Regions from separate parts of the Homo sapiens genome. Here region 2 is linked to region 1. A link is a loop called in an ENCODE intact Hi-C map of the cell type or tissue named here. Cell type or tissue: Panc1. All regions are shown on one strand. Links, peaks and the distances in the headings refer to the core of each region. The heading gives the core; the rest is flanking DNA. Region 1 has its middle 550 kb from the start of TSG1. Region 2 overlaps TSG1 (tumor suppressor TSG1).

Region 1 (16,667 bases), core at 5,575-13,574:
TCAGATTGGCTTCTTTCACTTAGTAACATGCATTTAAGTTTCCTCCATATCTTTTTACAGCTTGATAGCATATTTATTTTTAACACTAAATAATATTCCATTTTCCAGATGTAGCACAGCTTATTTATTCATTCACCTACTGAAAGATATTTTGGTTGCTTTCAAGTTTTGGCAAGTATGCGTAAAGCTGCTTTAAACATTGGTATACAGGCTTTTGTGTGAACGTATGTTTTCGATACATTTTGGTAAATACCAAGGAGTGAAATTGTAGATTGTATGGTAAGATAATATCCTAGGTGAGATACTAATGTCATCATATTGGGGATTAGGTTTTGTCTTAGTCCATTTGTTCTGCTATAACAAAACACCAAAGCCTGGGTAATTTGTAAAGAAGAGAAATTTATTTTCTCATAGTTTTAGAGGCAAATAAGTCAAAGATGAAAGTGTTAGCAGGTTTGGTTGTCGGGAAAGGACTGCTCTCTGCTTCCAAATGGTGCTTTGAAGCTACATCCTCTGAAGGGGAGAACTGCTGGATCCTCATGTGGCAGGAGGTAGAAGGACAAGCAAGTAGAATACTATGTGAAGCCTCTTTTATAAGGGCCTTAATCCTATTCAAAAAGGAGGGGTCCTTATGGCCTAATCAGCTTTTAAAGGCCCTATTTCTCAATGCCATCACATTGGCCTTTTAGTTTCAAAACCTAAGTTTTGGAAGGGACACGTTCGAACCACAGCCGGTTTAGACATTTAAATTTGGAGGAGCACAAACGTTCAGACTATACCATGGTCCTTTTGTTTTCAAACCATATTTACAGTGTATGGTAATTATATAAAACTTATTTGAACATCAAAAATTGTCAGAGATTATTTTTCTAAACACTTGTACCACATCTAATCTTTCCCTCAGATTTTGAAACATTTTGTTAAACACACTGGAAGCCAATGATTAATGTATAAATATCCTCCATATTATTTGTTATCAACTAAAAAAATGTAGTCCTAAGAAATAGCAAAAGAAATTACAAAAGTGCCATTCAGAAGCTTTTTCAGAGTTCACCAATAGAAATCATTGTTTCTTTAACTTCTTAGTGCAATACATGTCATTTCCTGAAGTTTAAGAACTAATTATTTGCTATCAAGTATCCTTCCATTAGTTATTCCCAATCCCTTTTTTAAACGGAAAACAGGTTTATATTTTAAGAAAAACATGATGTTAAATGTGTCTAAATCATCTACGTATAAGGATGGAATAAGAGGTCATAAGCAAAGTATTTTGATAAACCCTTCAATCTATAATAGAAATGGATTAACATTAAACATAATGACAAAATGCCACCTCTTCTGAGCTTACAATGGTTAAAAAAATAAAACAGGAAAAATCTTTTTATAAAAGCATGAACACAGTTTTAAAAAACCTTCCCACTTTCGACTGCAGAAAACATAAATTATATACTTTGCAACCAGCTGTAATGGTAGGCATAGGCAGCTGGTCCAATTTACTGTATAGTACTATTGTACATATTGTTTGATGGACAAATTACTTATAATTTCTAGAAGTGCATCTTTGCAGTTTGATATTTTTAAGCAGCACTCCAACTACTTGAAAAGTTGTAAACTTTTGGAGAGGCTAATTCTGAAAAGGCTTTGCCATTGCTGAGTGTGTTTTTCCACATCATAGTTTACAATAGCCTATTTTATATGTTCAAAAAGTAAACAGAAATGCATGATGTTTTCCACAGTTTCAGGAAATAACTTAGTGAAATTTTGATGATTTCTATGTTCTGATTCTTGAAATTAAATCTTTTACTATGTTCATTGCAAAAGTATATATATGCACCTCAAAAATCTGCCATCCCCACAAAGGAATACGAAGGAAAAGGAATTCAAATCATTGGAGACCATTGAATTGGGGTCAAATATATCGGAAAATAATTCATGAATTTGAGAGCAGAGTTATTAAAACTTTTTATCTTCTCAAGCCAAAGGGGGAAAAGCAAGCACCTAGATTAAAATCAAAAGTCACTTTACCAACTATGAAATTATAGGAGGATTCGAAATCACAAAAGCATACATTTTTTTGTGTGTCTGAATTTGTCTTTTTACATGTGTTAATGTGTAGAATCAAGGGGAATGAATGTTAAAAAATTCCTGTTCTCTCTTTTAGTCCATTGTCCCTGCCAGTCAGGTGCTGTAGAACTGTTTCTTATAACACCAGAGCAAATGTGTTTATTATTTATTTTTTTTCCTGACTTCTCTCCTTCTTTAGTAAGCCTACACACTGCTGCTGCCACAATGTAGTACCCAGACTTACTTGCTCTTGAAGATGTGTGTTCCACTGCTGACATCCTGCTCCTCTGGCTGAATCCCTTCTGCAATGGTAGTCACAGATGCTCTGTCAAAAGTGGAATTGTAAAACTACTATAAATGGATATTAAGTGGACTCTAAATGATTATCAGTGTTTTTTCTCTAAATGTTTCCCTTCGTTTTTAGGGTTTACTGTTTTTCTTGAAAATCTGGATATGCTTAAATGAGGATTAACTCATTACACCTGTAGGTCACCTTCACTGACTCTGGCCTTGTGTTTTGAGCATTTTGTCTTAATCTCAAAGTATATTTTCTGCATTCATGATGCATGTTTCTTAAGCACTGACACTAGCTTTATCTTTACTCCTTTGTAGGAAGCTCCAAACAACACTGCACAGAATACATCTATAGAACCATAAGTCTACATAGCAGCATCCATGGTCTATAGATACTGTGAATGATTTCACTTTTTATATAAGGTTTAAAAGTATTTTACATACTACTTCACAACTTGTAGACTGCTATCTCTGGTATAAACATTTTTCTGAGCCCCAGATCCATATGTTGTGTTGTCTACATGGCTTCCCAATTTGGGTGCACAATGATATCTCAATCTCAATGGAACCCATAATCTGCTTCCCATTTCCCAGATCATTTTTATTTCTAACTTTCACATATAAGGGAACACAACTACCAAACATGCAGTTTTCTAATTAAAGAAAAGAAAATAGACATCACTTTGTATTATTAATAATTTGCTATGATTACAGTAACAAAGTGCCACAGATTGGGTGGTTTAAACAACAGAAGTTTATTTTCTCACAGTTCTGGAGATAAGAAGTCAAAGATCAAAATATTCACTTGGTTAGTTTCATCTGAGGTCTCTTTCCTTGGCTCATACCTGGCTGTCTTCTTCCTGTGTCTTCATATTGTCTTCTATTTATACCTGTCTGTATCCAAATTTCCTCTTCATATAAGGGTACCAGTCGTTTGGGATTAGGGACTCCATTAATGATCACATTTTACTTTAATTACCTTATGAAAGACCTGTCTCCAAATACAGTCCTGTTCTGAGTTACTGGGTGCAAAGGCTTCAGTATGTAAGTTTCGGGGGAACAGAATTCAGCCTCTAATATACCTTTAATCTGTCATCCTCACTCTCCTATCTACAATCATCACGCCTTGTTGGTGCTACCTATTACATATATCTCTAATATGTCTACTTTTCTCCATTATACTCCACTGACTTAGTCCATGACAGCAACAGGTTTTCACTTAAACGTTTGCAAAGACTACTAGTCTCACCCTCTGAAACTTACAACTGATTATACGATAAGAGTGACTGTAGAAAGTAGTATCCATAGTTCTGCTGAGTTGTAAGAAAGAGAGGAGCTGCCAGGTTTCACAGGAGCCCAGTAAATAACAAGCCAAAATTGAAAGCTAAGCCTTTAACCACTTATACCAAGGTATAAACAAGAGTCTAAACTGAAGAAAGCACCAAACTAGCCTGTCCCATTTTCTACTATGGAATGGTGTCCCATTTTCTACTATGGAATGGAATAGTTAGGTGGGTCAGTACATGCGGGAGGAGTCTTAGTTGTTGAGGGAGCCCTGAACAAATGGACTTTGTAATCAGGTGGGTGGGGAAGGTGGTTGGAGGATGAGGAGGAAGGTCTAGAAGTGACAAAGTACTGGATACTGAGTCAGAGTGAAGAAAAGTTTCCCCCCTTCTCCCCTGTTTATCATCATAAGGAGGCTTGAAAAAGACTTCTATCCATGGCCTCAGGTACAGAGATTAGGAATACACATAACTGTGGTAGAAATGCAAACACACTTAAGAGCAAGATTGGCCAGGGGACTCTGAATCTTTAACTGCAATACATTGGCTGCACACAAACACTGGTTTATGTGTCAGGGATGAGCGGCAGCTTTCTCCAGTGAGAACTGCCAGGTAAATCTTTTGTAATTGCCTAGGGTAGGCCCGAAAAATCACACAAAAGATTTTAACCAGGAACCGAACGCCTTGAGTAGTACAGTCAGGAGATTTAAGTTACAGACATTGGGATTAGACTTCATATGTTCAAATCCTGACTCTGATACTTGTAAATTTTGTGACCTTGGGAAAGTATTTTAAACTTTCTGTATTTTACTTCTCCCAATTAAATTTGATATAGAAATACTATGTATATTTTAGGGATTTCTGTGTGTCTTAAATAAATTGATAAATGTAAAACTTTTAGAACATTACCAGGCACATAGTTGATCAATACATATTAACAATCATTGTTATACTCATTATTATTATGAAGATATTTCAAGGGAAACACAACTAAAAATGTAATTTAAAATTAATTTAATCACCTTATTTCAGTTTTAGAAATAAAACTATATTTCCATAGGCAGATTAGAAGAATAACAAAAGAATATATGGTCATAATGTAGTGCAAATTATCCTTAAGTCATTACTAAGATGAAGTAACTTAGGTAAATATTTCTATATGTAAAAATGGAGTCCCTGTAAGAATATTATATACTAAACAGTAAATTGACATAAGTAGGCATATTTTCCTGCCTCAGAAATGAAATATGTCCAGGTCTTATCTTTTCTCTAAAAAAATCCAGAGGGTCATTTATCACTATTCTTGTGCCTTGAATCAAAATATATTAGTATGCTGAATGCAATCCTAGAATTACCTTAACAAACACACTTCCTATCTCTGAGTTAAAATGTTCTGGACAATAAATGAGAAAGCAATATAATGCTCTTTATTCATAGGAGCAAGATCAGTTCAATACTTGGTTGTATTACTGCATTGCCTGAGTTTTAATCATCTTTCCTTTATTATAAAGCTCTAGTTCTCTCAATGCTTTGTTGACTTTCCATGAGAGCAATTTCAAATATTTACTTTTAAAAATTCTGAGGAATAAATTTATTAATTTTACTATGTTAAAAATGAACAACTCAATAAATACATACAGTATAATAATAATATGCCCCCTTGAAATTTCTTAATTTCAGAAAAAAAATCAGAATGGTATCAATATCTCCAGTGTTGACCAATATTTATTTAATTAGAGCTATGAGAGAGCTAAGGTTGTTTCTAAATGCAGGGTAGTGGATCTGAAGAGAATTGTGGTAACCCTAAGGTTTGATACAACCCAGTAACCCTGCATGTTAAATGCTTATGCCAGTGGTAATGCCTCAGTTTTTTAAACCTAGAATCATTATAAAGACTCTCAATCATAAGTCTCTCTAATCCTTATATGGAACTATTTGAAGTTCTTTAATGGCAAACGTTAAAATACTTTGTTCTAGTCATAACTTGAACCAAGAGGAAGTTTAACCTTATTCCTAGAACTAAATTTCAAGAGCCAGCTACATTTCACTATTGATCAACTTCAAAATTAGGTGGCATAATCACTTTCATGAAGCATATTAGAGAATCTCACTCTGCCAGCATGAATGCCTTCTCTGTTGTCTATTATATATTATCACCATCACTTAAAAATTTCACCATCTTTATTCCACTTTTTCACTTGAAAATTTTTGTATGAAGACTCTTACGTTACACTGCTGCTTTGCCCGTGAATATGGTGCTCTCACTCAATTGCAAGCCTAAGCAGTGTGTCAAAAAACTTGGTTAAAAGCATAAGCAGATAGCGACAGACCAGAAGATAAAATATTGAATACTGAGACTTGATTTGTAATGAATCTATATCCCAGATGCCAAAATCATTTGGCTACCCATAGTTTAAGAGATCCAAGAGAACACTTCAAAGAAATAGATACAAGGGACGACGAGTCTTTGAACTAAGAGGTTCTTTCAGGAATGGAAACACAAATTGCCAAAAAACCACAGATGTTCACCACGTGAACAGGTGAAAAAATACTACTCTTTCAAATATATTTATCAAAGTCTTTTCTGCCTTCCTGTAATTTCATTTTAAATGGGCCTTCCTTTTCAGCTGTTCTCTACTTAAACTACCTAATAAGTAAGGACAGATTGTATGACTACATTAACAATGGTGAGCCAGAAACTCAAGGCCTTTTCTGGGCCTCTTTTCTTTGCATGTGTAATTTTCTAATTGCTGTTCTCTAAAGCAAGAACTGCAATTAGAAAAAATGTTATCTGAGGACAAGAACTAAACTGAACATTATTTGGCACTTCAAATTGTTTTCTAGCATTGAATTATTGTAATGGAAATTCTACTTAAAAACTTGGTTTGTCATAATCACCTGCAATTGAGCTTATGGTTTATTTACATATATGGATTTCCTTGCTATAATTATCATCAGATGACAGGCATATTCATTAGTATCCATACAAAGTTCATTGGAAATGTCCTTAATAGCAATTAGTGCAAGAATGGAGATCAGTAAAATATATTTTTTGATGTATTCATTTATTAGTACCATTGTACACATATTAAGATGGGCTGTAGTAGATTAAAGATGACCACACATTATTTGCTACTTCTCCCAAGAGGTGAAGTCTAATTCCCTTCTCCTTGAATCTGGGCTGGATTCAGTAACTTATTTGGGTAATAGAAAATTCCAAGAATGTTTTGGGACTTCTTAGGCTAAGTCCTAAGCCTTGGTACTTTCTTTCAGGCCTCTTAGAACACTTGCATATTGAAATAAACTGCCAATTTGTGAGGAAGCACACAAAAGCTCATAAAGAGGAACTGAGGCACCCAGCTGACACACTAACAGAGCTCCCAGATGACAATCAACACCAACCTGCCAACTATGTGAGTGAGCCATCTTGAAAGTGAAGCTTTCATACTTCATCAATCAGCTGATGCTACATAAAGATAAAAAAGCCATTCCTATCAAACCCTGCACAAATTGAAGATTTGTGAGCAAAATTAATGATTGTTTTCATTAAGATGCTTAATTTTGAGATTATTAGTAATGTAACAATAGATAATTAGAACAAGGACTATGGCTTAGATTATTTAAGGAAGAACAGGAAAGGGGTTTTTCTTTAACTTGTTTTAGTTTTATTGTTATTGTCTTTGTGTTTGTTCTCTTTATTTATCCAAGTGTTTGTGTACCAACTGAAACACATGTGTGAGGAACACCCCTATAGTTTCCTAACAGAAGTTTTTTTTTTTTTTAATAGAACTTCCTTTATCCAGGTAATTCTCAGTATTTGGGAACTAGGAACATATATTAATGTAGTCAAATCAGCATCGCTCTACATAGGCTAGAAAATAAAAGTGAAATGAGGAATGTGATGATAAAGGAACACCATTGATATACAGTGAGAGAACCCTAATTCCCCTCAGCCGTTCCTCCCTGCCTCAGTAGCTGACAGTATCACCCAGTCTGTTGTCCAGAAACAAAAGATAGGAGTCGTGTTTGTTTCCTCTATATCCCTCAGATTTTGATATTCAGTTCACCTTGGATAATACCTACATTATCTCTTATTACTTGTCTACTTTTCTTCGTCTGCATTTCGGCCTCCATGATATAAGTCAAGATCCTTTCTTACCTATGTGATCACAATAATGAAATTCTCTTTTTCTTCAATACAATCCATTCTCAAATAAGAGGCTAGAATGATCTTTTTAAAAAGAAACTTTCCAGACCTAAGCAAGATCTGATCTCCAACTACTTTGTCTGGGTATCTAGGTTTTGGCCACATTATCTTCTTTTTGTCACTCTGACGCTACAAATATAGTCTACCTTTTCTTCCCCAGAGCTTTTTCTACTGCAGAGACTCTCCTTTAGGTCCTGAATAGTTTAATCTGGATCTCCAAGTAGCATGTTCGTTTAGTTTCTCAGATCTAAGGTCTCAATCTGAGTATTTCCCTCCTTCAATCTCATTCAATGTTAGTTTCTTCATAAAACTAAACACTCTCTGAGATTACTTTGCTGATTTATTTATTTGTTATTTATTGAACATCCCCTCACCTCAGCCAGCACACAAGAACAGATAAAATATTTTTCATTGCTGTCCCAGAGCTGTGAAATGTCTTGTTTCATGGTAGGTTCTGAATAAATATTTGTTATATATGCAAATAAATAATTCTTATATTTGTTTCTAATAATGTGTTTCTCAAAGACTTTGAACCATGTAATAGGCATAATGCCATAAATTCTCATTCAAATTCTTCAGAAAGGTAATTATAAGAAATCTTTACTTATTTTTTACAGATAGTGCAGATACACTAAGTGATATTTCATGAAGTGCATTCGAGGCAAAGGCAAGGGCAAAAAAAAAAAAAAGAAAAATGAGCCAGCCCTTACACTTTATTCTAATAATTTTAAAATTCTATTAGAAGTTATACTCATTCTCATTTTCTGTTGTTATTTTTCTTCTCCACTCAAATGAATTCATTCAAATGTTTGAAAAGTTTCAAATGGTTTTTGAAAAAGTGCCTCAGTAATAGTAAACATGGATAAACACTATAACCAAGAAGAAGATAAAAAGAAATTCTACAGATGAGAAACAATGTCAGTCTTTTCTTATAGCAGCCATATGGATTTGGGAGGTGAAATAATTTTGAAATTATTAAAAACTTTTAAATATTGATAAATCTGTTTCACAAAGCAACACATGATGTTCGTCCAATTCTCTTTACTTAATGCAGGTAAGAAATTGTGTAACATTAAACAAAATATTTTAGAAATTAAAATATCAAATTTGATTCATGATGCAATGAAAGATTATACTCTTAAAAGCAGTGGTGAGTTTCAGTGCGAAATCTCGAAGTCACTCATTAATACAGGTTTTCTACTAATGTGTAACTTTATACTAAATATTACTTTTTTAAATTTTCAATACTCTTTGGAGGGTGTTAACTGAGTTTATTTGTGTCCAAACACTTTCTTTTACTCTTCTGATCAGAAGTATCTCTGTTAGCAATATATATTTATCTTTTTTATATAATTCTGAAGTAGAGAATCTGTTAAATGAATGTTCTCACCATCTGGCATCCTTTAAATTTGCAGCAGTAAAATTAGGAATTGACCAAATTTATAAAGATTTAATAAGCCTGCACACTACTTTATCTCTCTAAAAAGCATGAATAAATACAGCAAGGAACTGTATCATTTTTTTGAGGAAACAATTTCAGTAGGACTTTATACCTACTGCTGAAATAATTTAGTTACTGATAGAAAATTACTTCAGTAAATGTGTTCATTGAATCTCCTGTCTGTAGATGAAATCATAAAATGATTTATTAAATAAATCAGTATGTTATGTATCTGAAAATGAATATTTAAAAATAAGATCAAAACAAAATCAAAGCTATAGCCAATACTTGTAAGCACTATGTGCCACGCACTACTAAATTCTTCTCATTAGTTAATTTTAGTAATTAGCTTCATTAATTTACTCCACTTAATGTCCTGGCAAGGTATAAACTATTTTTATACCCAGAGAGTAGTGCTTAGAGATATTAAATAAGTTTATCTCCCCAAGCCATATAGCTGGTAAATTTTGAAATTAGCATTCGGACCAAGGCAGTCAGGCTCTTTGGAGCACAAGGTCCTGACTATTATGCTGTACTGCCTCCCAATGGAAGTTCTAGGTTTCCAGCACATATGGATTTATCCATTATAGCATATTAGAAGATCATGATCTTTGGAATTAGGCATAAGTTCTCAAATAGCAGTTCTGCTGTTAACTAGTTTTCATAATTTTGAAGGTCTCTAATCTTTCTGAGCTTTGTTTTTTGGTCTGTAGTAAAAAAAAAAAAAAAAAAAAAAAAAAACAACTTTCCCTCCTCTCAAGCATTATCATGAGAATGAAAGATTTTTACATAATAAGAAGTGTCCAGCACTGTATTTGACAGAAGCCTGGTGATTAATAAATGTTAATTTTTATTCCTTACTTCTTAATTTGACAAAGAATACATATAGAAGTCAGAGTGTGTGCCATAGTAATCATATGTAATTTTAAGGACTAGAAAAGTCAATAAATGTCATCTGTTAAACAGGCCTGACTTCCTAAAAAATCTGAATGTTCCTTTGACTGAGAGTAAGAAACTATCACCAACAACAGGAAGGTACCCAAGCTTGTCTCATAGGTTTTACTCTGACATATCCTTCACAGAGAGGTGAAACATGTTTAATCTATATTTAGAAGTAACTTCCAGGTTATAAGTTCTAACTGATAGCAGTTCTGGGTTTGTGTCAGTGGCAGCTTTTCAGAACATAAGGAGAAAACCATGGAGCAGACCTGCATGGCATTAAGAAATAATCAGCCTACTGAAAATGGCTATGCAGCTTTTACTCAGCAGAAGAACACTGCATGTATGGGGTGAGTGGGGACTGAAAATTAACCCATATTTCATGTGCTAAAGCCTCCAATTATGCTCTGGAAATAGACAACCATCACATGAAAAGGAAGATCGGTGAATGCTCTAATACATCCTCATCATCCCTTACATGCACAAAAATCACTAGGTAGTCAGGCACTCAGGAATTCAGAACCATGTGTGTTTTTGCACTTAGCCCTAGTTGTACAAATATGTGTTTTAGTTAAAATTATTTTTGGTGTGATACACTAATAATTAATACTTAATATGGAAAATTACTCAGAGATAGCTAAATTACTCAGAGATAGCTATAATTATGGTGAAGTTATTTTCAATATGGTATTTGCATATATGCATAAACATTATTCTCCCCAAAATAAGTTTTATCTTATCTATTCCATCTTATAAATTATTGGGTCAATTAATATGTATTTTTCTTGATTTTTCCGGTGCTATAAAATGTTATTTTCAACATGTTTTTAATGTTTGATAAGCACGCACCCATATTGTTATATCATAATTTATTGTTATGGTTTATCATTGAATTTTTTTCTTACATGTTGATAAAAAGCAGAATTTGGGTTAAGAATATGGTCATTTTAAGTTTTCTTTATTTGTCTGATTTAAATAAATAGCCAAATTGCACTTTACAATTGCTGTACTCTTTTACAAAGTCAACAGAAATCTATCAGAAAGTCATTCCACCACAGTCTCATAAAACCTTGATATGGTATTCTTTTGTGTCTTCAAAAATCGACAAATGTTGTCTTATTATAATATTAATTCTATACTATTATATTAATTTTTCTTCAGAAGAAATCATTTGCTTATCTTTATTTGCAAATTATCGAGTCATGTATTTCCTTCTATTGGGATGTTCATCTTCTTAAAAAGTTTGGAAAGCACTCTTAATCTGTTTTGGGGAAAACATTGAAATAAATAACGGAATGAAAGAACAAAAACAATAAAAATCTTAGCTAGAGCGAGAAGTATTTTTATGAGTTAAACCATCTGTATCTCTGCAACTCAGACGATCATATAGAACATTTCCAGCACCCCACAAGCCACACTTTCTCATCTTTCATTCACTTGTGTCACCAAAAGTAATCACTATTTTGACTTCTACCACCACAGAAAGATTTTGCAAATTTAAAAATTTTAGATAAGATAAATCATAGTGTTTGGCTTCTTTGCTCCATATTTTCTATGCAATTGATCTAAGAATTTGCTAGAAGTAATAATTCATTTTTAAAATTACTATGTATAGAAGGATTATTTTACTACTCTTAATTACTTTATTTTATTTTATGAACTGACTATAATATATATTCTACTCTTTATAGACATTTCTATTTATTCCATTTATTATACAAATGTTTTTATACTTTACATTTTCTCTAGGTGTTATAACTTCAGTGTTATATTTTAAAAGTTGTTTATTATATGTTGAAATAGATTTTCGTTTTCATGTAACCAAAGTATTGATTTTTATATCTTAATTTCACAAAAAGACAAGTTATTGTCTTCTTTTTTATTTCTAACAGTTTTTCAGTCATTATTCTGGATTTTCAAACATGATATATATTTCTTGAGAACAATTTTGACTTCGTCTTACTAAATTTCTACATTTTTCTCTAGTATCATTTTCGTGACTTGAAACATTTACTATTGCTTTAACTTAAATAAGAATTTTTCTGGCATTAATTTGCTATGCATGATGATCATGTTGGATTTGAAATATAGTCATTTTTTCAAAGAAAGGTACACACCTATTGTTTGAGTTATTAATTTAAAAATCTGGAATGAATAGTTTATTACAAGATTTTTCAGCTTTGTGAAAGTGTTATTATAGTTTTTACAGATGGATAAATAAATCCGATAGTTTCTAATATTATATCATACTTACATTTCTAGAATGATCCCTATTTGCTCTAAATGAATTAATGCTATGCAGCTATATTACATCTGCAATACTTGTATTTAGCATTTTATATTGTCATTCAAAAGCAAAATTGGTCTTGTTTCACCTCCATTCTTAAAATTTTTTGGCCTTAAATTTTGGAGACTCAGAATAATGAATGTAAGATATTTCCTCCTTCTTCAGGCTTTAGAATTTCTAACCCTCATTATGTGGTTATCTGTTTTGACAATTTAGTAAAATTTATTCGCCAAACTGCTTGCCATTTATGCTCACAGGAAGAAAAGAACCCTCACATAATGTTCTATTCTTTCCATGATCACAGGCCAATTTTTTTCTGGCTCTCCTATAGAAAATTATAGACATATATATTTTCTCAGAATATTGTTTTTTTCAACCAAGATTTTCAAATTTATTTGAGCATTATTTAACAAATTCCAACGTCCCTTTATTCTGTTGACTTTGTCATTTTTATTTTTCTGTTATTTATTAATACAAGATTTCCAGCTGTATGGAAATGTTACCATAATTTCTTACAGGTGGATAAATCAATCTAGATATATAGATAATTTATAATTTTGTATCATGCTTACATTTCTAGAATGATCCCTACTTGGGATTTTCAAATTTATTTGAACGTTATTTAACAAATTTCAATATGCTTTTATTCTGATTACTTAGTCATTTTTATTTTTAATTGTATGCTTTTATAATTACTTATCTTTTTCTTTATTAATTTTGTTATATATTTAATATTCTATTATTTGTATGTATTACATATTTTTTGTTAATTTACTTCTGTTTTCATTTTTATTAATTTTTTATCTTTCCTTACATTTATTTTGGCCATCTCCATCATTTTTAGTTGAATGTCTAAGTCATTTTTTTAAATATATATAAATGAAAGTGTTATGAGCATAAATTTTCTTTTAACTTCCTCAATTATGAAAACACTATGTTGTCATTATATATTTTTCCAGTTAATATGCAAATTTAGGTATTGATTTTCACTCTGCCAACATGAATTTTTAAAAAGAGAAATCTACATCTTTGGAGTTTTTTGTGGTAAATTCAAGGTTATTGAAATGTTTATTAATATTTTTATTAACTGGTAACCTCACTATATTATGGCCAGAAAACATGGTGTATATTATACTATTTCTAGTCTTACAGACTTTCTTAAAGTATGAAGAATAGTCATGGTCTCTTTTCACGTTTCACGGTTTACATTATTAATCAGTATTCTACAAAGAAACAAAACAAATAGGGTATAGGTATAGATATAGATATAGAGAAAGAGACTTATTATATGGAAATGGCTCTTGGAATTCTGGAGGCTGAGAAGTCCCAAGATCTGCAGTTAGCATGCTGGAGACCCAACAGTGCTGATGGGGTAGTTTCAGTTAGAATCTGAAGGCCTGGCAACCAGGGGAGTTTGTGTAAATGCCAGTCTTAGGGCAGGAAAACACTGAGGTCCAGCTCAAGCAATCAGGCAGGAGATGTTTCCTCTTGCTCAGCCTTTTTCTTCTCTTTGGATTGCAATTAATTTGATCAAATCCATGCATTAGGGAGAGCAATCTGCTTTACAGTGCTTACCGATTCAAATGTTAATCTAATCCTAAATTAACCTCAAAGCTACATCCAGAATAATGTTTGACCAAATATCTGGGCATCCTGTAGCCCAATCAATTTGACATGTAAAATTTAACCATTATAATGGGCATAGGAAATGAAAGTGCATTATTGATGTTCAGGACATAAAATGCATTTAAATGTATGTGTGTGTTTAAGGGTGTGAAAAGAGGGAGAGAGAGAGATAAAAAGAATTGTATCTTTATTAGTGTACAGTATTCTAAATGTTATTAATGTCTCCAATATATTTACTCATTTGTGTCTACATAATCAGGAATAGATAGAATTTCAGTTTACTACAAATGTTTTGTTTAATCCTTTGTATTTAAGTTTTGTTTATTCCTTTTTATTTTTGAAAAGTTTGCTATATAAATTCTAGTCTCATACATAAAATTTTATGATTATTATTGTAGATTTTTACTGCTTATTATAAAACTTTGTTTCATTTTATGCTCTTATTAAATTTGACCTCATTTCTCATTAATAATAGCATTATTGATTTCTTTTGATTTGTACTTTACAAGTAGTTAGGTTTTTTCTTTTGCTTTAACTTCCAACTAGTCATATACATATACACAGACAAAGAGAGACACACACACACACACAAACACACAAACACACACACACACATGATAGAGTATATGGGTCTGGGTCTTCTTTTTTATCAAATAATAGAATATTCATTTTAAAAAATGAATTCCATATCATTAAATGTTTCATTAGTCTTACTGTTGTTTGCTTCCAGAGATTGATTGATTGATTGATTTCTCTTTATCTCGCTCTCTCTTTCTCCCCACTTCTTTCCTTTGAACTCTCTTTCTTTCTCTCTCTTTGTCTTCCTCTTTCTTTTTCTACTTTGGCCAGTAACTTCTAGGTTCCTATTCCTACTTTGATATGTGAACATTTGGTTTGATTAGTATAATTTCACTTTACAATCATTATTTGTGATTATTCCACACTTCATTGAAGATGAATATTTTTGTCATGGAATTCCCTTTTTATTGCTTTATTTATTTGTTTTTCCATAGGGTTAAATCTAAGAATTGGGATGGACATACTTTTACAGGTAATACTTTAAATGGAAATTACATTGCTCATTTTAATAAATTGTTGTAGTGAGGCTGTTATCTTGGTTCCACTCTCTTGTAGTGAGTGTAGACTGCAACTCTACTCATTAGGTGGCTATATCCAATGATTACTATGGAAACTAGGAAAAAAAAAAACAATGAAAACACAGCCTTTTAATTGTGAACTGATAAACACATATGTTAACTAACTAAATCATTAATATGATAGATATGCAAGAAGGGCAAATAAGGGCTATGGCATTCAGGAGAGACAACAAAAATCACAGATCATTTGTAATTAATGCCAATGATCTGTGTCTCTAATTCTATTGCCTATGGGTCAGTGTATGTAGAGCGATGGGTTTATTTCAAGAGACTGAATTCTAGTCCAAATTCTCCTGTTTGTTGGCTTTGTAATTTTGACTGAAATACTCCTTATGCCTTGGCTGCCTTATTTGTGAAATTGAATATTGATGACATTCTTATAAGTTTGTGTGGATAATTTTGGAAAATTTCATAAAATTTTATTCAAAACATTTTGGAATTATTATTTGAATTAATATAAACACAAGAAAACTGCTTGAAAGGAATAAAAGATAATATTCAGCATGAAAAGAAACTAAGCTTGTTTACTTTTAGTTAATAATACAGCAAAGGTTATAAAAATACCCATGATATATCATTCAAGTGGGTGTGTTACAGTACACAGTCCATAGTCACTCTTAACTTAGCATTTCATGACCTCATTCCCACCTACTAGTATGTTTTTTCAGTCCACCTGCTAAACTAATGTGCAAATTTGTTCTTGTTAATCAGTTTAATCAATCTATAGAGAAGATGAAAAATGTTTAATGATGATTAACTTTACTCCTCAGTAGATATTATCAAGGACATTATGCTCAGTATCATTATTTGTAAAATTCTTATTTTTAATGTATTATTAGTCCTCTTTCCTCCAGATGACAAAAACAAAACTGGGTGATTATTTAACAACCAAGTACCACCAGCTGGTGCTCCAGGCTGGTAGAAGTTACCATGTGTACAACTTCATCCTACCATAAATTCATATAAATGAGAATGCAAAAGGCAAATTAAATTCATAAATGCCTTTGGATATGAAGCATGGAGAAATATCAACATTTTAATGCTATAACCAACCATCAAGGAGATGGAGTGAGAAATGAAGGATATCAAGAAAAATTGATAAACATTAATTACTTTAGCTAACTGATATGACTTTCATGATGTGTCTCCTTAAAGTGCCAAGATGCCATGCTTAGAATTTAAATGCCAACAATGCATACTAATTGTTTAAAAAAAATTAGTCTAGTGATCAAGTTATAGGAACAATGAAAAAAATTACACAACAGAGATGAAGCAATGTTCATTAAAAAGCTTATTTTGTTCATTTACATTTTACTTTATGGCTATATCTGTGTTTTATTGCTTATCTTAGGACAATTCTACTTTATAT
Region 2 (16,667 bases), core at 3,519-11,518, 510 kb before region 1:
TAAAATTCTCATATGAGATAGGCATAAAGTAAAGCAAATGTGGGAAAGCTTTGGTTCTTCCTTCTTTTTGCTTTGGCTGACATGAAAAACTTAATGCTGAGAGAGTTGTACTCTTCTGAAAACAGTAAAAAGCAAAAAATTTCTGGTTATTTTCCAATGACTCCTGCTGCTAAGTTGGTATCACTAGAAACAGACCTATTTTGATGCTCATGCCTGTAGTGATTCTTGCATATTTAGTTCTTAATTATTTGGATTAACTGTAAGAGGTCAAATGCATTTGAGCTATAGTTTTTCACAATTGTATAGTTTCCAAAATATTCTCCTCTGCTCATAAGATATATTCTCAATGGTCAAATCTTTTGCAGGAAAAAAATTCTGGTAATGAACTTACTTCACACCAAAGAGACAAGGTAAGCCTTGAAAATAAGTTCTTGGATCATCTGGGAAAATAGAAAATGTCTAATATTTTAAAGGATAATATCAGTATAGTGTTAAACAAACCTAGTACTCATTTATCCTAGTTGTGAGCCTTTGTGCTAGTTTTGTCATAGCCCCAATTATTAGATTTATCAACTTTTAAATGAATTTTTTTTAATTTTTCAAGGTATTAATTGCTTCCAAGAAACAAACAAACAACATGCAAAGAAAAAAAAAAAAGAAACTATGGTGATGATGGAATATTAACATTTTTATTATTAAATATTTGTTCTTAAAATATTTAATGTATTAAAATATATGTCATAATAACCAAAGATGAATCAAGCAATAGGTCTCAGGGTATCCTGAAACAAAGACTTAGAAAGACATCAATCAAAAATGAACCAAGGATATTCTCTGTGATACCTAGGGATACATGGTCTCACATCTTCACTTCTCTTTTAAATTGTCTTTTTATTTGTTCTCTCTGCAGATTGTTTTTCTGTGCTCACTTGCATGAGGCAGATTTTTATCAAACAAATTCTGATATTAGTAGCATAGTACATTTAATAATCTGCTAAATAATCTTACACTTACTTATTAGGTTACTGTTCATATTTATGTTGATAATACAATTTCAAATAATTGTATAAATATAGGATAAAGCAAACAAGTAATTATATGAATATTGTTAGGAATTAAAGTTTAAATGTAATAGAAAAGATATACAAATATAAGTTCAAGAAAATTTACTAACAACTTGTAATAACTAATTTAATTTGGATACTTTCATATGAACTCATAATATTTATAAAATATGTCAAAGAGTAACTACACTCCCATGTTAATTATGAAATTGTTTACCAACAGCCAAGATATGGAATTAACATTAGTGTCCATCAGTCAATGAATGTAAAAAGAAAGTATGGTATACATTTCTATATGTATACACATGAACACAAAAATGGCACACTATTTAGCCTTAAAAAAGAAAATCCTGCAATTTGCAACAGCATGGATAAACATGAGGAACATTATGCTAAGTGAAATAAGCTAGGATAGTAATGTATGGCTTCACTTATATATGGAATCTAAAAACTTTGAACTCATAGAAGAGAGAGTGTCATGGTGGTTACCAGGGATTGGGAGAAGGTGGAAGATTGGGATGAAAGATATTGGTCAAAGGATACAAGATTTTAGTTAAACAGGAGAATCAATATCATTCAAAAGGCTGTATTGCCCAAAGGAATTTATAGATTCAGTGTTATTTCTATTACGCTACCACTGACATTCTTCACAGAACTAGAAAAACTATTTTAAAATTCATATGGGACAAAAAAAGATCCTGAAGAACCAAAGCAATCCTATGTAAAAGGAATAATGCTGGAGGCATCACACTACTCAACTTCAAACTATACTACAGGACTGCAGTAACCAAAACAACATAGTACTGGTACAAAAACAGACACATAGACCAATGAAACAGAATAGAGAACCCAGAAATAAGACCACACACCTACAACTATCTGATCTTCAACAAACCTGACAAGAACGAACAATGGGGAAAGAATTCCCTATTCAATAATTGGTGCTGGAATAACCGGCTAGTCATATGCAGAAGATTGAAACTGGATCCCTTCCTTACACCATATACAAAAATTAACTCAAGATGGATTGAAGACTTAAATGTAAAACCACAAACTATGAAAACTCTGGAAAGCAATACCTTTAAGGACATAGGCACAGGCAAAAGATTCATGAGGAAAATGCCAAAAACAATTTCAACAAAAGCAAAAATTGACAAATGTGATCTAATTAAACTAAAGAGCTTCTGCAAAACAAAAGAAAGTATCAACCTAGCAAACAGACAGCCTATAAAATGGGAGAAAATTTTTGCAAACTATGCATCTGACAAAGGTCTGACATTCAGCATCTACAAGGAACTCAAATTTACAAGAAAAAAAAAAAAACCAAAATGTGGACAAAGGACATGAACAGACATTTTTCAAAAGAAGATATACATATAGCCAACTCATATGAAAAAATGCTCAATATCACTGATTATTAGAGAAAGGCAAACCAGAGCCACAATTGGATACCATTTCACAACAGTCAGAATGGCTACCATTAAGAAGTAAAAAGAAAAAATAAACAGATGCTGGCGAGGTTGTGGAGGAAAATAAAAACACTTATACAATGTTGGTGGGAGTGTAAATTAGTTCAACCATTGTGGAAGACAGTGTGGTGATTTCCCAAAGACCTAAAGGCAGAAATACTATTTGACTCAACAATTATATCACTGGGTATATATCTAAAGGAATATAAATAATTCTATTATACTATAAAGACACATGCACATGTATGTTCATTGCAGCAATATTCACAAAAGCAAATAAATGGAATCAACCTAAATGCCCATCAAGGATAGACTGAATAAAGAAAATATGGTACATATACACCAAGGAACACTATGCAACCATAAAAAAGAATGAGATCATGTCTTTTGCAGGGACATGGATGGAGCTGGATTCTGTTATCCCTAGCAAACAAACATAGGAACAGAAAACCAAATACTGCATGTCTTCACTTACAAGTGGTAGCTAAATGATGAGAACACATGGACACATAGAAGGGAACAACACACACTGAGGCCTATTAGAGGGTGGAGGGTGGGAGGAGGGAGAAGATCAGGAAAAATCACTAATGGTTAGTAGGCTTAATACCTGGGTGATAAAATAATCTCTAAAACTCATCTCCATGACAAGTTTACCTATGTAACAAACCTGCACATGTACCCCTGAACTTAAAAGTCAAAAAAAAAAAAAAAAGAATCAAGTGAATAAAAGAAGGACAGAATGGAGGGAGAGAGAGAGAAGGAAAGGATGAAGAAATAAAAAGTCACAAGCGCTTCAGGAACCTCAGGTGGAAGGACTGCTTGAGTTCAGGCGTTCAATGCTGCAGTGAGCTGTGATCTGCACTCTAGCCTGTGCAATAGAGTGAGACCCTGTCCCTCAAAGAATAAGAAAAAGAAAGCCATGATTTTCTACAAAAAAAAAAAAGGCAAGAATAATAAAACCAAATTAATATAACAAGTATTCTATCTTCAAAAGTAGTTACAACACCAATTTCTTACTCTAAAAATTGATAATTAAATGGAAACCAGACATTTACTTTGTGTAATGAGGAGATACAGTGAATCCCAAGTGGTGAGGAAAATATTTTTACAGAACAACATAAGGTAATAAATTTTTTAAAAAATTAACATTTTTCAACTGTTAATGAAATGATTGACTCAGGCAAAAATTATCATTCACCTAAAATTGAAGGGGAATTATTTTGGAGAGGAGGATTCATGTGATCATAAAATGTCACTTCCAGATTATTTGCAATTCGAAAAACATTTTTTAAAAATAATGGAAAACATTTGGTGGTCACTGCCTTAATGAAGTAATCAAATTTATCATCACTAATGGGGAAAGTTAACAATATCTGCTTTCTGCAGAATTCAATAAAAAGTATATTTCCTAAGAAGTATAGTGTGTTCCGCTACAACACACACCTTTATGAGGCTAATTAGCTTATACTGATTGGGAAAATTGGAAAATAATACCAGTAAAACATAGATGGTGTGCTGATTCAAATATTATTGTTCCTAGCAGGAGTAGCATCATTACCTCAAGCAATATTGCCAGAGAAAATCTTGACACAGAGAAGACAAGCTCAGTGCTTAATGTGAAAATTTATCTGCACATACAGAACCAGTCCATAATACAGGTAGGTGTATTCAGAGAAGGGCTGGGGGATACAAATGGTACACCATCAAAATTTGCTGTGATCGTTTGAGAAGTGTCTGTTCATGTCTTTTGCCCACTTTTTAGTGAGGTTATTGGTTTTTTGCTTGTTGAATTGTTTAAGTTTCTAAACACATGAAAAAAATGCTCAGCATCACTAATCATCAGAGAAATGCAAATAAAAGCCAAAGTGAGATAACATCTCACACCACTGAGAGTGATTATTATTAAAAAGTCAAAAAACAACAGGTGCTGGTGAGGCTACAGAGGAAAGGGAATGCTTATATACTGTTAATGGGAATGTAATTTAGTTTAGCACCTGTGGAAATCAGTTTGGAGATTTCTCAAAGAACATAAAAGAGAAATATCATTCTACCCAGCAATTCCATTACTGGTTATATATACAAAAGAAAATAAATTCTTATCAAAAGGACACATGTACTTGTGTGTTTATCTCAGCACTGTTCACCATGGTGAAGACATGGAATCAACCAAGGTGATTATCAAAAGGGAAGAGGAATGGATTAAAAAATATATGGTAGATATAGACCATGGAATCCTATGCTGCCGTAAAAGAGAACAAAATCATGTCCTTTGAGGCAACAGCATGGATGCAGCTGGAAGCCGTTATCCTAAGTGAATTAACAGAGGAACAGTAAACCAAACACCACACGGTCTTACTTAAAAGTGGGAGCTAAACATTGGGTACTCATGGACATAAAGATGCCTCAATAGATTACGAGGACAAACAGGATTAAAAAACATGCGTACTATCCTCACCATGTGGGACACAGGATCATTTTTACCCCAAACCTCAACATCATGCAATATACCCATGTAACAAGCCTGTACATGTACCTCCTGAATCTACAAAAAAAATGACTTTTTTTTTAAGAATTTGCTGCAATCTTGGAAAAATTCTTCTTCAAAGTCTTCTAAAAGCATTTTAACTTTTTATTTACATTTGGAAATTCAAGCCATCTAAAATGAAATCTAGCATATGGTCTGACATAGGTGCCAACATTATTTTTATATACATATCCAGTTAAGGTGGCATTATTTATTGAGAAGATGAAGCTTCCTCTATGGCTCTACAGTTTCTCCTTTGTCATAGATTAGTTTTCTCCATTTTTGTGGGTTTGTTTGTAAACCCTGTATTCTGTTCCACTGGTCTATTTATCAATCCTTGTTTCAATCCACACTGTTTATAGTAAAGTGTTATAAGATGATTTTTAGCTATTAGTATAAAATTGCTGATTTGCAATTATTCGAGACTGACTTTATTATTTCCTGCTTTGCATTTCTACATATCTTTTAGAATCAGCTTGTCATTTCCCATCCCCTTCAAAAAACACTACCATTTTTATTGGGATTATGTTGCATCTATATATACGAGAGAATTGTCTTCTAATTCATAAATATAGCATATCCCAATTTATTTTATTTGTTCTAATATCTCTTAACAATGGTTTATTTTCTACTTGAAGTTTCCACAGCCTTCATTAGATCCATGCCATTATAAATGGTATCATTAAAAACAAACAAACAAAAAATTTACTTTCCGTTTGTTGCTAGTATATGTAACTACAATTTATTTTTATACTAGCTTCATGTCCAGTCCAGTGATCATCTCAATTAACTAATCCCAATAATTTGAGGTATATATTTTTTTGAATTTTCTATGAAAAAAAATCATGTCTGCACATAAGTTGATTTTTATTTCTGCAATATAATTATTTGGCTTATTGTACTGGCTAGGCTTTGCCAGATAATTATTAATGGGTCATAGGAGATATCCTTATCTCATTACAGAAGTCATACATCTTTCATTATTTCATCATTAAATCTGATAATTCTTTCCATTTTTAAAATAAATGCCTTGTTTCAGACTAAGAAAACTCTATTTTATTTCTAGTTTTCTGTTATTTAATATTACAAATGGGATTTGAGATGATTATTATAATTCTCTTTTTTGTTAATTTAGAAAATTGTATTAATTGATCTAAAAATTTTAAGCCACCCCTGAAGTCCTGAAATAAATTCATTTTTAAAATTTATACATTGTATTTTATTAATTGATAATTTTTCTTGATAATATTTTGTTTATCATTGTACTTAGTGATGAAATAATTATTTTTTAGGATGTTGGTATCAAGGTTATGCTGGACTCATAAAAAGAATGTGGCATATTCTCAGTTTATAAAAGTGGCTATTTAGGACTGGTATAATTTATTATTTGTTTAAAGGTTTGAGTACAGAGTTTCTTCTGGATATGGAGTTTTATCCAGATAATTATTTTAATTAGATTCAATTCTAATAGGTTTTTAAATTCAATTCTAATTAGATTTTTTATTTCTTCTATCAGTTTTGAAAATCTGTTTTTCTAAGAATTTTATTTATTTTTTTCTATTTATTGGCATAAATTTGTTTATAATATTCTGATTTTTTTGATTATGTATTCCCACAATCACCCTGTGAAATAAACTACCTTAAGATTTACTGGCTTAAAACAATATATACTGCTTTGTGTGGATGGATTTGATTTTTTTGTTTTGTTTTGTTTTGTTTTGTTTTTTGGTCTGGTGAGCTACATAAATTCATTAATTTTAGTTTAAATGTAGATTTGTTTGGGATTTTCTGTGTGAAGACATCATGTTATGTGCAAATAGTGAGAATTTTGGTTCTGCCTTTTCACTATTACATGTTTACTTATTTGTTTATTTAATTTGTTTTTATTGGAATTGCACTTTCTGCTTGGCAACATGGCACAGTTCTTGTAGTCTGAGCTGGGCTTGGAGGGATCACTTACGCAGCAGCAGTCAATTGTGTTAAGCTGAGCAGCTCTGCTTTTCTTGGCTGGGCCCTCTTACATGTCTGGAGCCTCAGCTATGCCTTTATGGCTCAAATGGTTTTGCTTCACATGGTTTCTCATCCATTTGGACCAACTTGAGCTTGTTCGTAAGGAGAAAGTAGGGGCTCAACAGAAAGAGGGAGAGAGATTAGAAGCATGGAAGGCCTTTTGAGACCTTTGCTTAGAACTCGCACATCAACATTTTACACCACATTTTGTCGGTCAAGAAAACTACAAGACCTACTTCAAAGGATGTGGAAGTAGAATCAACCTCTCTATAGGAGGACCTGCAAAGTCACATTGTGAAAGAAAAGACAGAGGGAAAAAGCATAGAAGCCATTTTTGCAGTCAATCTACCATACTCATTTTCTTTTCACCACTTTTATTGATGTAATGTTTTTATCCTTTTCATTGTTACTATTAACATTTGGGCCCTTTTAATACCTATTTTTAGTCCAGTTTTATGGGATTGTTAATGTTATTAATTTTTTTAAAAAAGAAAAATTGGACTTGTAAATTATATTTTCTCATTTGTTGGTTTTCTAGTTCATGAAATTCTGCTCTTTTTAAAATAATATTTGCTATTTCCTTTTTCAATTTTTAAATCTTTTTTGTTTTTATTATTTCCATTTTCAATTTGGGGGAACATTAATTAGCTGTTTTAACTTTTTACAGAAATTTTTAAGTAATTGATTAAATGTACTTTTTTGCAATATATACATTTCAAAATATTTTCTACTTTCCAATGTTTTCTACCTAGACAAATAAGCTACTTATGTGAGTCTCTTTTTCTACCATAGTGATGAATTTTATTATTTGTTTTTCTTAGTTCTATCAGCTTCATGCTAAATTGTTAGGTTAGAAAATTTTTGAGTAAGAACTGGATATTAGATGATTTTAGGAAATTACTGCTAATTTTATTAAGTATGCAAATGACATTTCTATAGGCAAATATCTTATTCTTAGAAAATGCATGATGAAGGATTTAGAGAAAAAGAAATCTGACATCTGAAACCTATGAGCAAATGTATAAAACAAGTTTTGCTAAAACAATTGAGTACATAGCATGTATATAATATAGTTAAAATTTAACAATTACTGAATCTAGACATCAGGTGTGCAGATATTATAGTATAATTCCTATAATACTCCTGTATGTTTAAAGTTATCATAATAGAAAATGTTGGGAAAAATTTAGAAATGATGTGGACCTCCTTCTGAACTTGTTTTTTAGAGACCTCAGCATGTTGACTATAGGTAGTAAAGGCTTCTTACTGAAAGATGGGTGTGTTTCTTTTTGTGTGTTAATACTGCCAATCCAGCAATTAAGTTAATTATTTTCTCAAAATCTTGCCTAGTATTTTGATAAGTAATTATCTATCCCACATATCTCTGTATTACTAATCCATTTGGACTATCCTATGGAAGAAAGTGTTTGGTTCCCCAATGTTACAACCTTAGTGGACATGTAATGTCAAGTGACTACAGATGAAAACTTCTTATTTCCCAATTTAAGACATAAGGCCAACTTGACCTAAAAGTAATTCTACATTCTCTAGGTTTTCTCTGAGAATGTATTGCAATTCCAACACAACTAATAAATACTAATATTTGGGTCTTGTTTAATTTCAATGACCATAAGCCTACTCAATGTTGCCCAAGTAAAGTGAGATTTATTATGCAAATATTAATAGAATAAAAGCCGATTATGGCATCAGAAAGAAAAAAAAGTGGACTATCATATTTTGATAATAGATTGGTTTTAGCTTTTTTCTCTGTCTTAAGTGTCTTCTTATCTTTTGAGAATCTTTGTCTCCAGTTTGTCAGAAGAGACTGTCTGATTGATTCAGTCGATTAATGGATTGGTCATCATTGGAAGAGTGGTCTTCCTCATCCATTCAGATATACTTATGTGAGAGAGAGGACTTATATTATATATTCAAATAGGAAAACCATAGTGGTTTTCAGTTTTAAACTGGAAAAGCAAAATAATTATGTCTGTATTATATGAATTTAGCTCTTGTTTTATAATAGATGATAGGAGAATTTTTATCTTATCTTGTTTGTGTCATGATCAGCTGTCTGGAATAGGAGGTTTCCCTGTATACATCAGTTCATTGGTATTATAAGAAATGCCTCAGAACTTCATCAAGATGTAGCAAAGTGTTTAGATAAAATAGAACTACAGCAATAATAGAATTGTAATTACAGCAATCATAGAATCTTCTCTGTTATCTGATCCATGAGTTTGCCACAGGAATTTCCTTGAAGTTATGCAAAAGATGAGAGAAAAGATTTGCATTCACATCTATCATTCTACAATAACATGAGTCATGAGAACTTGCTTTATCTTAAGGGAGGTTTGAATGGATGCACTCTGGCTGGACCCACCTATCTCATGGAGGCAATTTATTCAATTTAGTAAACATATATTATCTATTATAACCTAAAAATGTTATGTTTTGTGGTAGGATTAATTTAAAAATCAATATCCTCATAGAACTTAAAGTTTTATGATTATAAAATACACATTAATTTGTGAACAATGGTGTTAATATGTGAAAAATTATTAATATTGGTGATATAAAATGTAAAAGGTTAGTTCTTAGCATGAATTATTAAGTAACTTTTCCAGGCATGATAAATAATGGACTTGACAAATGGGTAAGTTTTGGATAAATAGAGAGGAAGAGGGAGGCACAAAAAGAATGGAGGAATGCCATAGTAAAGTGCAATGAATTGAAGATAGGGTACTATGAGACTATAGTCTAAAACTGTATTGTTTTACAGTAACTTTTTGGAGAAAAGTAAATTAAACATATCCTCTCCACCATAACTTTATGGGGAATGCTGTTGTGCTTTGTGGACTCAGGATTGAAAAATTATGCTGAAAAATTCTGATGAATCTGAAAGAGATGTTTTATTTCTTTGCTAGTCTAACTGAAAACTTAATGACTCAGTCAAGCTGTATGTGTCATTTTGTGATTTAATATTATTTATTTTCTCGAATACAATCCAAACACTGAAACAAGCACAAAGACATACCATGGATTATGTTCACTGCTTCTTGGCAAAAGTACAGTGAATGGTTTTACTCAATTATATGTTCATTGTTTTTCAAATGTTATAATTAAGATCTAATAAAAACCCTATTAAATAATGTGTTTTCATTAAAAATATCACATTTTATAGGGCTCTTTTTATTTAAAGCGTTAAGAGAACTTTTGACTATTTTTCCTAGGAAACTTGATAACCCTGAAAATTCCTTTTCATAGAAGATCATAAGTTCATGTTAAGCAGTAAAATGTATAATTTATAGTGAAAGCCTATGCATTGTAAAATAATTCTTATATTTATCTCCCACTCGTGCTCTAGAATTGGCAGATATTTTTATCACTATTCTTCACATTTGTATCTATCAAATGGGGTTGGTGATATTCTTATGGAGTGTAGTGAAGATTAAATGAGATACTTGCATAGATTTAAATGTGTGAACCAGTGTAAGCAGCTAACACATAGAAACTGCTGTAATAATCCAAATCAAAATCTAATAACAAAGTGGATGGCTAGGGTACAATTTTAACATTATTAATGTTATGACAAAGATATAACACAGTATTATTACATTATAATCCTGCCACATTCCTGCTCTTCTCTTTAGACATTATTTTACATCTATCTTTTTTCCCTATAAATAATCATCTAGTTCTGTGTTCTTTTTTGAAATCTCTTTTTTCTCTGGTGAAATTATTACTCATCAAAAAGCATTCAATACTTAAAATGTGAGCATATAAATACAAGTTTTAAGTGGTTCAAAGTACATATAAATTCTCTGTTGGAATTTGAAGATGTGACTTGACCTCTAAGTTGACCTTTAAGGATTCTGAACAAATTGAGATAAGATAGGTTCAGCAATGGTCCAAATGTTAGCTTTTTTATGGATTAAAGAATAAGTCACTACTGTATTATGGGGAGGGGTTAAAGCCTGAAAGAGCTGCAGGAATGAGAGGAAATTTTTACTTATACTCTCTTGGAACAGCAGAGATTATAGGGAGAGATTTCTTTATCATAGATGCAGAAAACAGAAAGGGCATATTCTCCTATACCATGATGCCTGCTTATAGTTGGGAGATAAGATATGTATCCCAGTTTCTTAGTGATCAAGAGACCATTTATACCAAAGGGGATGCTAAATATACTTCTGAGGCTTAAACATGCATGATTCTTCTTACATAACTGTCATAATTTACTCTGACCTGTCTCATTTCTGTTTTAGTAATTTCAGCAAAATTTAAATCTATATACTATTTTAATTTATTTCTACTCCTGAAACTCTAAGAGACTATTGTTTTGAGTGAATCTGTATTTTCTTCTTTTGTTCCAAGGCCAGGCAACTCTTTCTTTGAGAAGTGTCTAAGGAGTCCCATTACAGTAAGACCCATTTTGAGTGTCCTTAGACATTAAGACTAGTCCTTAAATTAGAATAATTTCATGATCAGTTGAAGTAAGCTGTTCTTTCTCTTTAAATACATAGATGCTTCGTGAGGATTTAACATAGAAATATTATTAATAAATCCATATTATTTGAAACCTGTGTGAACACAACACAATGAACATTTCAAAAAAATAAATTCCTCTTCTCCTCGACTTTCTGGTTAATTAGATTTAACTATTTTTTTCTTTTGTTGATACACTTTAAATTTTGTTTTAATATCAATAATTTATCATTCATGTAAAGGTTATTCTTTAAACACTGGAGGTAAAGATACTAGTAACATAATATGCTTAATTTACTAATGGTGATTGTATCTGAGAAAATGAATTCAGCTACATGTTATGGAAAATCTGACTCAGACTGCTCCAACAACAGAGAATTTGTTGGCTCATCAATGGAAGTCGAAAGATAGGGTACATTTCAGGGACAGTTTATAGTTTATTTCAGTGTCCTGGCCTATGTGTGCTTGTTTCTGTGTGTGTGTGTGTGTGTGTGTGTGTGTGTGTGTAATCTTAATTGTGCATGTTGGTTTAAACTTCAGGCAGCATTCCTCAAGGTGGCTCCAGTTTTCACATTTCACACACTACAGCATGCAGAGGAAGAGAGAATGCTTTGTCTTAACATTCCAAGAAAACTCTGAGATTCCTCACGATTGGAATGTTTACAACATATGTCTGCCTCTATGCTGCTCATGAGTATAGAATATACTGATTAACTTAAGTCAAATATTGCCTATCTTAGGAAATGGGGGTATGGGCAGCTATATACAAGGCTTGGCTGTGTGCTAAAACTTAGATACCTTAAATAAACTGAAATTTTTATTATTAAATGGGAAAGGGGTGCAAAAGTGATCCACCTGCTCACCACAACCAATCTTCTTTTGAAACATAATCTTTTGTCCAGTGTCTTTTCTTTATGATAAAAAGCAGCTTTATTCCACATTGCGCAAAGAACAAGAGCTGCTATGTCAGTGTGGATAATGTTTTGCTTTACAAATCTTACAAGTACATATTTAATTAATATCATGATCCTTCACATTCAACTTAAACTCTTGGGCTAATTATCTCAAGAGTGATCCATTAGATGATTGGGGACAACATTTAAGGTATCAAGATCTATTTATTATTTGTCCAAACATCACAGTGGTGGTGTTTTTAATTTCAATTAGAATGTGGTATCTCATGCTTTCTAAAATTGTGTTTTAAAAGTAATATTTTATAACTATATTTCAAATATTCTTATGTTTCCATTCCTGGAAAAGGCATTATAGGTTGAAATGGTGGATCTGAGTTCTGATATCCCCTTGGAAACAATATTATAACAGGAAGTTATGTTCCACAACAAGGGCCTGATTAATTTTTTTGTTTTATTTTATAAATGGCTAGAAATAAACTATCTTATCAACTCTTAAATAACATATAAACATATAAGAGCAATAGTATGACATTTTTCAGTGTGTTTATTGAATTGGACAATATAGTATCCACATACATAAAATTTTATAAATTCTGATACAGAATTCTAGAATTTTTTTAAGAAATGAGATAAAGGAAATATTAATTGGGAACAGAATTTAAATGAATCATTTGGAGCAATTTTTTCAGGAAATTTCAAGATATTTTAGGACTCTCAGGGATAGCTGCTGGACTTTGAGTATTTGTTTCTCTAGTTGTTTGTTTCTTTATTTATTTGGAAGCTGGTTTATGGATGCTTATTTTTACAGCTTCTACTGATAATTGAGATATCCTCCATAGCAAGCAAAAGCTTAGGTTCCTCTGTGTTTGACATTGTATCCTCTTCTTCAACAGTGACTTTGTAGCATAACTGTGTTATACATACCACGTTTCAGAAAAGTCATACAAAGTGCAGTGTTGTAACTGACAATATTTTGATTTTTTTTTATTTTACCCAGGTTTTTTTAAGCATATTTGGAAGCAAGAGGTTGTAGAGTTTGAAGGGAACTTTGAGATCTTCCTGTCCAATCGTACATTCATTGTGAATTGCTTCCCCCACAGAATAAACAGTTTTGTTCAGGTGTTAGAAATCCAGCTCAGCCTAACTGAAGTCAGAAACAGGGTTTTAATTCCCTCACAGAACTAAAGAAGTCAGAAATGGAACTGACTTGAGGCAAAAGTTGATGCCAAGAGGACTCTTTTCATTCTGATTCTTTGGGGTGTTTTTCTCTTTTTTTTTTTCTTTTTCTTTTCTTTTTTCTTTTTTCTTTCTTTTTTTTTTTGAGAAGGAGTCTCGCTCTGTCGCCCAGGCTGGAGTGCGGTGGCACGATCTCGGCTCACTGCAACCTCCACCTCCTGGGTTCACACCATTCTCCTGCCTCGGCCTCCCGAGTAGCTGGGACTACAGGCGCCCGCCACTACGCCCGGCTAATTTTTTTGTATATATTTTTAGTAGACACGGGGTTTCACCGTGTTAGCCAGGATGATCTCGATCTCCTGATCTCGTGATCCGCCCGCCTCGGCCTCCCAAAGTGTTGGGATTACAGGCGTGAGCCACCGCGCCCGGCCTTTTTTTTACTCTCATTCTTTTCTCCTCTCACTATGCTTCCTCCCTGTGATAGTGAACCGGACTACTACCAGCTTTAAAGTTTAATCAGATTAGCTATAGATTCCAGGAAAAGAGAGTCTTTCTCATATATGGTTGCGTATAACAGTAGATAATAAAGTCCAATTAGTCAGACATGGGCCATGAGTCCACACACTGGTGTATGAATCTTCACCTCTGAAATGTGATACAAACCCACACCATGTGCACAATCCTAGAGAAGTGGAGAGCTATAATTAGACTCCTCTCATCAGATCTATATGGAGTTTGGGAGAAGTGTTTCACAACATTGGTGTGCCCATAATCAGAAAAAGGGTGAAGAGATGGCGGACAATTAGAAAGATTAGGAGTCCATAGTAGTTTGTGAAAATGTCGCTTCATACCTGTGGTAGGCTGAATAATGGTCCTTCAAGGATGTCCACATCTTAATCCACGGAATTTATGAATGTTATCTAAAATGGCAAAGAGGATTTGGGAGAATATCCCCCATCATCAGAGTAGTCCCTAAATGCAATCACATGTATCCTTTTTGAGGGAGGCAGAAAGAAAGAGAGAAATTTGACACGCTATGAAAGAGGGAGAGCCATTGTGACCATAGAGGCAGAGATTGGAGGGATACAACCAGTAGAATCCCCGCAAATGCAAGAAGTTGATTCTCCTTTAGAGTCTCAGGAGGGATCACAGTCCTGCCAACACCTTGATTTTGGTCCAACGATACTGATTTTGGGTTTCTGGCCTTCACAACTGTAAGAGAATAAATTTCCTTTGTTTTAAGCCACCACATTTGTGATAACTTGTTACAGCAGCCACTGGAAACTAGAACAATACCTAGTGAATTGATATTTTCCTCATTCTAACTGTTACTCACAGATTAATCCTATCTGGATGTCTCAACAACCAAAAATACGTTAATCTGTTTTCCTTTCCTATTGCTCCTTGTGGAAGTTTTTCAAAATAACTCTCAAGATTTTCTTGTTAAGGCGACATGTATTCAGTTTTGCATGGTTGCCGGTCCTTCAGGGTAATTCCACGGTACCATCCTGCCTCACATCCTTTCAGAAAGGAAGTATGAATTACAGAAAATACCATGGATATTTTCATCAAGATAAGTAGGTTTAACACTGGCTTCAGCAATTGTAGTTGTTTCATTTTCTACATATTGACTTATTTGATTTATACATATACACACATTAATTACACACTCATATAGGAAATCTGGAATACAGTAGATACTAAAATACTGTTAGGTACCTATCTCAATTAATCATTATCTTACTCTTCAAGTACATGTCGAGGTACTTCTTTTGTCAATGGTCAACATCTCTCTTAAAATATTACACTCAAATCAGTGTACAATAGCTAGGCATAATAAACTATATGTGGAATAATCAGCAAACAATTCAGTGGAGTTCATACTTTCCTTTGTCTGAAATATACACACACAGGGACACACAAACACATACATGTACACCAAATTTTTATTACAAAGTATTTCAAATAACCATGAAACAATTAAATGGATAGCAATATACCCCCAACTATCACCAAAAAGATGTTTACATTTTGTTATTTTTGATTCATGCAAAGATGTGAAATGTGACAGGTATACTAAAGTTCACTTTCACCTTCCCTACCCATTTCCTAAATCCCTACAAAGGAACACTCACCTGAAATTGGTGAATGTCAATCTGCTATATGCTTTGGTCGCTTGGTAGATATACATGCATCCATAAACATTGTTCTATTGTATGGTTTAAACATACAAAAAAAGTATTATATACATACTGCTTTGTAATTTCCTTTTTATTTTATTTATTTATTTTTTTGAGATGGAGTCTTACTCTGTCACCCAGGCTGGAGTGCAGTGGCGGGATCTCGGCTCACTGCAACCTCCCCCTCCTGGGTTCAAGCAATTCTCCTACCTCAGCCTCCCAAGTAGCTGGGACTACAGGCAAGTGCCACCACGCCCAGCTAATTTTTTTATTTTTAATAAAGACAGGGTTTCACCATATTGGCCAGGCTGGTCTCAAACTCCTGACCTCGTGATTCAGCCGCCACAGCCTCCCAAAGTGTTGGGATTACAGGTGTGAGCCACCGTGCTTGGCCTGTAATTTCCTTTTTACAACTCAAGAATATTTTTAAGGTTTATCCACACTTCATAAAATAGAATTAGTTTGTTCATTTTAATTATTCTTTACTATTCACCTATGTTGAATGCATGTACTTAAGCCACTTATTTATCTATTGCTCTACAGAGGAATAATTAGGTTGCTTCCTTCTCTTTTCTATTACACATAGTCATGCAATTAACATGCTTAACTCTATTCCCTTGTGAACTCACGGATGTAAATTACTAAATAATAAAGTTCATGCAAGTTTACAACTTTATTAGATATTGTCATTTTGCTTTCAAAATTTATTGTGTCTCATTGCGCTACCTCCAGGAAAGCATAAAAGATTCTATTTCCCCACAGCTTTGTCAACACTTAGTGTTTTCAAACTTATTAACGATTTCAAACTTATTAATCCTCACATGGTTTTAATGGTACCTTGA

Evidence for each region. Peaks named below come from ENCODE experiments on the same cell type or tissue, not always from the same donor. Only the 100,000 strongest peaks of a DNase experiment are listed, where the experiment ranks them.
Region 2: it touches region 1 in a loop (5-fold over the local background); 1 of 110 quality-filtered maps calls a loop at or near these places.

The regions. Positions count from the first base shown.
Region 1 is chr6:94,245,055-94,261,721 of GRCh38, forward strand. No RefSeq gene overlaps it. Among named protein-coding and RNA genes, the nearest start is that of TSG1, 550 kb to the left of the region's middle. In Panc1, for the core only: CTCF peaks have their summits at 9,830 and 10,030; no DNase peak of the experiment used is centred there; H3K27ac peaks cover 1,649 bases.
Region 2 is chr6:93,740,040-93,756,706 of GRCh38, forward strand. TSG1 (tumor suppressor TSG1) reads left to right here. Exons shown (of 10, transcript NR_015362.2): 5 at 366-410; 6 at 4,077-4,191. Among named protein-coding and RNA genes, the nearest start is that of TSG1, 41 kb to the left of the region's middle. In Panc1, for the core only: no CTCF peak of the experiment used is centred there; no DNase peak of the experiment used is centred there; H3K27ac peaks cover 322 bases.